2 separate regions of the Homo sapiens genome follow, and region 2 is linked to region 1. Evidence: read pairs that join two places in POLR2A ChIA-PET (ENCODE). Cell type or tissue: K562. All regions are shown on one strand. Links, peaks and the distances in the headings refer to the core of each region. The heading gives the core; the rest is flanking DNA.

What was found. ChIA-PET counts read pairs that join two places held together with the same protein. Peaks named below come from ENCODE experiments on the same cell type or tissue, not always from the same donor. Only the 100,000 strongest peaks of a DNase experiment are listed, where the experiment ranks them.
Region 2: POLR2A ChIA-PET joins it to region 1 with 5 read pairs; 17 of 35 experiments call an interaction of 5 or more read pairs at or near these places.

The regions. Positions count from the first base shown.
Region 1 is chr1:234,726,995-234,729,905 of GRCh38, reverse strand. LINC01132 (long intergenic non-protein coding RNA 1132) reads right to left here. Exons shown (of 3, transcript NR_038856.1): 3 at 1-1,558. Among named protein-coding and RNA genes, the nearest start is that of LINC01132, 4.4 kb to the right of the region's middle. RefSeq lists a silencer at 1,430-1,724. In K562, for the core only: no CTCF peak of the experiment used is centred there; DNase peaks (open chromatin) are centred at 1,525 and 2,331.
Region 2 is chr1:234,991,765-234,994,675 of GRCh38, reverse strand. No RefSeq gene overlaps it. Among named protein-coding and RNA genes, the nearest start is that of LINC03108, 12 kb to the right of the region's middle. In K562, for the core only: no CTCF peak of the experiment used is centred there; no DNase peak of the experiment used is centred there.

The DNA.
Region 1 (2,911 bases), core at 139-2,638:
AACAAAAAACAGAAAAACCTAACTAACTTCTCTACTGTTATCGCACATAAAGTGATGTAAATGTGTGTGCCATTGCAATAAAGTCACAGTGAGCAGAATTAAACGCTGCAGGTTTGGGCCATGACTAAGCAGCATGACTGAATGGGGCATTTTCTGGTCTGCTTGCAGGCCCTTTCTTCGCTGGGATGGTGGATGGCTCGGTGAGACATCAGAGAGCAACTGCTCAGGTGGGTCTGCGTGGCCCTGAGACTGTTCACATTTTCAGCCATCTTTAAGGCTCAGCTTGCTTCTTGAGAGGCAGGAATTGGGAGCCCGCTGCGAGGACTTCCCTGAGTTCAGACTGCGCAGCTCAACTCATGCCTTTCAGGGGCTCATCCATTCTGCTGATGAAGAATAGATGTTTGGCACTTCCAACAAGGCCGTGTGTCTTGCCTGGTTCTACGAAGACACTGGGGGAGATGTCCTAAAATGCAGCCCCTGTTCTCAAAGAGCTCACTGGGTGAAAAGCTTGACATAGGGAGGCAACACATGAGCCTTAAGTCACTTAAGTCACGCTTGAGCATATCTCTGCAAATCTGTGGAAGAGATGGATCAACTAAGCCCTCAGTCCAGTAGTGCAGATGTGGAGAGGGCAGCCATGCTCTGGTAGAGTTCCTGAGTGCTTCCTGTTTTGGAATGCGGTGGCGTCTGGCCTCCTCACTGTTTGTTCAGCATGCATTACCATGCATTACCATGGGTGATTAGTAATTTAAAATTTTTATCTCCTGTAGCTCTCACACTTGACGGTGGAATCATCAAATGCTTTAGCGATGCCATCGGCCAAAATGGGGAAATCGAGGCAATCAGAGACGTACGTGACTTGTTCAACATCTCCAGGCTCCCCATTCATCCAGCGGCTTGAGAAGCCAGCCTTTGGCTAGCAGGAAGAATAGACAGGCCCTGGCACCACATCAGTGGCCCCGACACCTCAGGGAAGTCCATTCAGTGAGGCCTTCATTTGGGTCTCTAGACCTCACGCCCCCCCCGCCCCCGTGCAGGCAGGTGAGGGTCTTGTCCCAGGATTATCACGAACAGGCAGGTGAAAGCACTGGGTGACATGAGCACAGATTTATGCACCAGGACTCACTCTGTGGCAAGAAAGAACACTGCTGCTCTTAGCAATACATACAGAAGGACCAGGAAGCAACCTAAGAATCAGTGCCTGGCTTGCGGTCACAGGAGATACTTCTACTGCCATTCTGGCTTGGGCTTCTTTGGAGAAGGAGCCAAGGCCTGCAAGGGTTTTAAGTGGCCCCTGCAGGTTCACTCTGACCCACCTCAGAGACGCCCCCACAACACCCAGCGCCCTGCAGGAGGAATCTAGAGACTTAGGGTCTAGGCTCAACATTGCCACTCATTAGCTCTATGGTCTTGGCCATGTCAACCTAAGTTGAATGGCGGCCACAGCCCTGTGGCCTTCCAGGATGTCATGAGGTATCCACATGGCCTTACACACATGGGTGGCAGAGCTCTTCCTCTCTGTCTTGCAGTGGGAGGCCTTGTTGCAATGGGAAACAAGCTGTAGAGATAAAAACAATGAACCTGTTGACTAATCCTAGAAACGTCCAGATGGAATACATTTTTTTTTTTTTTGAGACAGAGTCTCACTCTGTCGCCAGGACAGTGGCGCGATCTCGGCTCACCGCAACCTCTGACTCCCTGGTTCAAGCGATTATCCTGCCTCAGCCTCCCGAGTAGCTGGGATTACAGGCACGCGCCACCACGCCCAGCTAATTTTTGTATTTTTAGTAGAGACGGGGTTTCACCGTGTTGGCCAGGCTGGTCTCAATCTCCTGACCTGGTGATCTGCCCTTCTCGGCCTCCCAAAGTGCTGGTATTACAGCTGTGAGCCACTGTGCCCGGCCAGAATACATTTAAATCAGACTATCCAAAGACCCACTGATGTGTGCAGCCGCTGATCTACCTTGTACCAGGAAGATGCAAGATACAGCATGTCATATCACAAACATTCAAACATTAGCCAGGCTCCCAAGTCTCTTAAAAATCCTCACAACCAGTTTCCTCGGTGACAGTTTTTCAGATCACCTCTCTTAGAAACAGCTGGAGAGTAGATTAGGGCCCAGCTGATTTTGCAGGCTCCTAAATACTTATTTGGGTCCTCATATGGCAAGAGCTTCCCATCTCCTGCAGCAATCGTCAAACTCTCCAAACCCCTCTGGGTGGAGCTATAAAGACCCTCTTCATGCAAACAGCCTGTCCTGAACCCCAGCAGCCCTGGGAGTCCAAGGACACTGAAGGAGACTGCGATGAGATGGCTGTGCAGATGGGAGGGCGGGGGCCTGGGAACAGCAGTGCCTTACGGCGTTCTCCTTATACCCCCTGTGGTTCAGGCTTGAGCTCCAGGAAATAAAGAAGAATGCTTATGTCCATTAAGGCAGCAGCAGTGGCGTGGAGGCCCTGCATCTGAAGTTAGTGTTCTCTGATGGTGATCAGCCCTTGTATCTTTCACCAATAAGAAAACAGGGCTCTGGACGCCATGAAATCCCTGTTAGAGCCTCATCTTCCTTCCTGACCCTTGACTTTCACTAACATACAAAGGCCACTCTTCAGCAACAGGGCTAGTGACTGGTTTCACTTGTCTTTCTACAAAGAGAAGTATTTTAAATGCTTTCTATTTGTGGCCAACAAGCCCTGTGATGACTAACAGCAAAGGTGGAATCTCTCTGTATATTGATTTTTAGTGCAGGCTTAATGTCTGTATGTAATTATTTTTACCATGCAGGTGAAGCAAGAAATTAAATTGAGTTTTTTAATGAGGGGGAAAAACCAGCATTAGAAATGAAAGATCACAGGAGAAATTGAGCAGGTCACCTGTTTGCAAATAGTTTCTGCTTTAGGTCTCTGTTACTGA
Region 2 (2,911 bases), core at 195-2,694, 260 kb before region 1:
AAATAAAGAGAGGAAGTTAAAAGGAGCACTGAGGTGAGAGAGAGGGAGAGGGGTTCAGCATGACACACTCACCGTCACTGCCAAGGGTTGTTGGTGAAACGCTGAGCTTCTTGGGGCCTGGGTGTCCTCATCTGTAATGAGAGGGCCTAGGAGAAAGCTCACCTTCTAGCTGGTTCTCTAAGTAGCATGAGTTAAACTGGAAGAAAATGTGTGCGTGTGTGCATGTATGTGTTCATGTGTGCCTACAGGTGTGTGATGCATGTGAGTGAATGTAGCAAAAACATAGTCTTTTAGATTTAGGATCAACTAGTATGAGGCATCCTTGCCAGTCCTTGTGCGTCTCTGCTGAACACGTATTTACATCGGGACAGTGCTGGGTGGCTCAGGGCTGGAGCCAGATAAGCCAGGTGTGGGGCCAAGGGGGTTTGCGGAGAAAGTTTAGTTCACCGTGAGAACCTGGGGCCCAGCTTTGAAGGCCTCCAGGGCCCACTCTGAATAGAACTCGTGATCCCAGGAAGAGAAGTGCTTGGTTTGAGTCTGAGAAGCCAGTGGAGGTTCAGATCAGCTTGCGTGACCGTCACTCTGCAGGAACAGGGAAAGTAAAGTGTCAGACCCAGGACCTGGTGATTTGCAATGAAACCACCACAGTATGGCTGGGGACAGACCCTGGCAGGAGGCAGGATTCCATCCTCCTCCACAGGCTACCTCCACGCTGCATCCTCTTCCCCAAGGTTTGCTGGGAGTGAATGGACCATGGTCCCCATCACTGGGGGGCCTTGTCAATCATTCTGGCTTTTAGTTCTAGAAAGGAAAAACCAACACCAGGCACAGCTGACTTCTCCCTTCATCTTCATGAAGGTCCCTTTTCCTTGAGTTCCATGACACCTTGTTGCTTTTTATTCTGTTCCCCTCAGGCCACAACTTATGAGAATCCTTTGTTGGAGAACTTGTTCCTTTAATTGTGGGTGTTCTTTTTTTTTTTTTTTTTTTTTTGAGATGGAGTCTCGTTCTGTTGCCCAGGCTGGACTACAGTGGTGTGATCTCGGCTCACTGCAAGCTCTGCCTCCCGGGTTCAAGCGATTCTCCTGCCTCAGCCTCCCAAGTAGCTGGGATTACAGGCACTCGCCACCACACCCAGCTAATTTTTGTATTTTTAGTAGAGACGGGGTTTCACCATGTTGGCTAGGCTGGTCTCGATCTCCCGACCTTATGATCTGCCCGCCTCTGCCTCCCAAAGTGCTGGGATTACAGGTGTGAGCCGCCGCGCCCAGCCATTGTGGGTGTTCTTAGCACTCTATCCCTGGCACATTTCTCATTTAATCTTGCATTCACCCCTCAAATCATCCCTGTGGCTTCCAATACCATTTCTATGCCCATATGACTTTCAAATCACCATCTTCTGCCCACCCAGCCTTCTCAGCTCTGGACCTGAGGTCTCACAGGTGCACCCACCTCCACATGCCCCAAACGGAACCCAAGGCCATCTCCCTTCCTGAACCTGCTCCTGCCCTGCAGCACCCCAGCTTCATAAACAGCAGCACCCTTCACCCTGGTTCTCAGGCTGGTACCTTGGGCTTCTTCCTCCATATCCTACTTCCTCCCATGCCTCACCTCCAGTAAATTCCATGTCTGTTCAATTCCAATAAAGATAATAGCTGGCTGGGCATGGTGGCTCATGCCTGTAATCCCAGCACTTTGGGAGGCCAAAGCAGGCGGCTCACAAGGTCAGGAGATCGAGACCATCCTGGCTAATACGGTGAAACCCTGTCTCTACTAAAAATACAAAAAACTAGCCGGGCGTGGTAGCACATGCCTGTAGTCCCAACTACTTGGGAGGTTGGGGCAGGAGAATTATTTGAACCCGGGAGGCAGAAGTTGCAGTGAGCTGAGATCGTGCCACTGCACTCCAGCCTGGGCAACAGAGTGAGACTCTGTCTTAAAAAAAAAAAGAAAAAAAAATTAGCTGGGTGTGGTGGTGTGTGCCTGTAATCCCAGCTACTTGGGAGGTTGAGGCACAAGAATTGTTTGAACCCAGGAGGCGGAGGTTGCAGTAAGCCGAGATCACGCCACTGCACTCCAGGCTGGTGACAGAGTAAGACCCATCTCAGAAAAAAAAAAAAAAAAAGACAATAGCTGATGTTGGCTGAACACTGGCCATGTGCTCAGAGCTTTATAAGCAGAGTCTCCTCTAATCCCTGCCCCCCAACTCTCTATACAGTTGACCCATGAACAATATGGGCTTGAACTATGTGAATCTACTTATACGCAGATTTTTTCCAACTAAATGCGGATGGAAAATATAGTCTTCACAGAATGTGAAACCTGCATATAGAGCAGGGGGACATTTCATACCTGCAGATTCTGCAGGGCTGACTGCAAATTTGAGTATGTGCAGATATGAGTATACATGGGGTTGCTGAAACCAATCCCCCTCGTATACTAAGAGCCAACTGTAGCAGGAATTCATATCACATTATTTAGCATATGAAGAATCTGAGGTGTGCAGGGGCTTACTGACTTGCCTGAAGTCCCAGAGAGATTTAACTCAAGACCATGGGATCCTCAGACTCTCCAGGTTACCAGATACCCCTGAACCTCCATAGGGGCTGGTGCACTGCTTCTCGCCTGGGTATTGGCCCTGCCTCGTCTCTTCTGCATGCAGTAACCAGAGGGAACTCTCAAAATGAAACACTGATGTTGTCACTCCTCTCCCTGAACCCTTACAGTCTCCCCATTGCTCCTGAAACAAAGTCCTTATTTTTCTTTGAGATGGAGTTTCACTCTTGTTGCCCAGGCTGGATGGCAATGGCATGATCTTGGCTCACTGCAACCTCTGCCTCCCAGGTTCAAGTGACTCTCCTGCCTCAGCCATAGCTGGGATTACAGGCATGTGCTACCACACCCGGCTAAT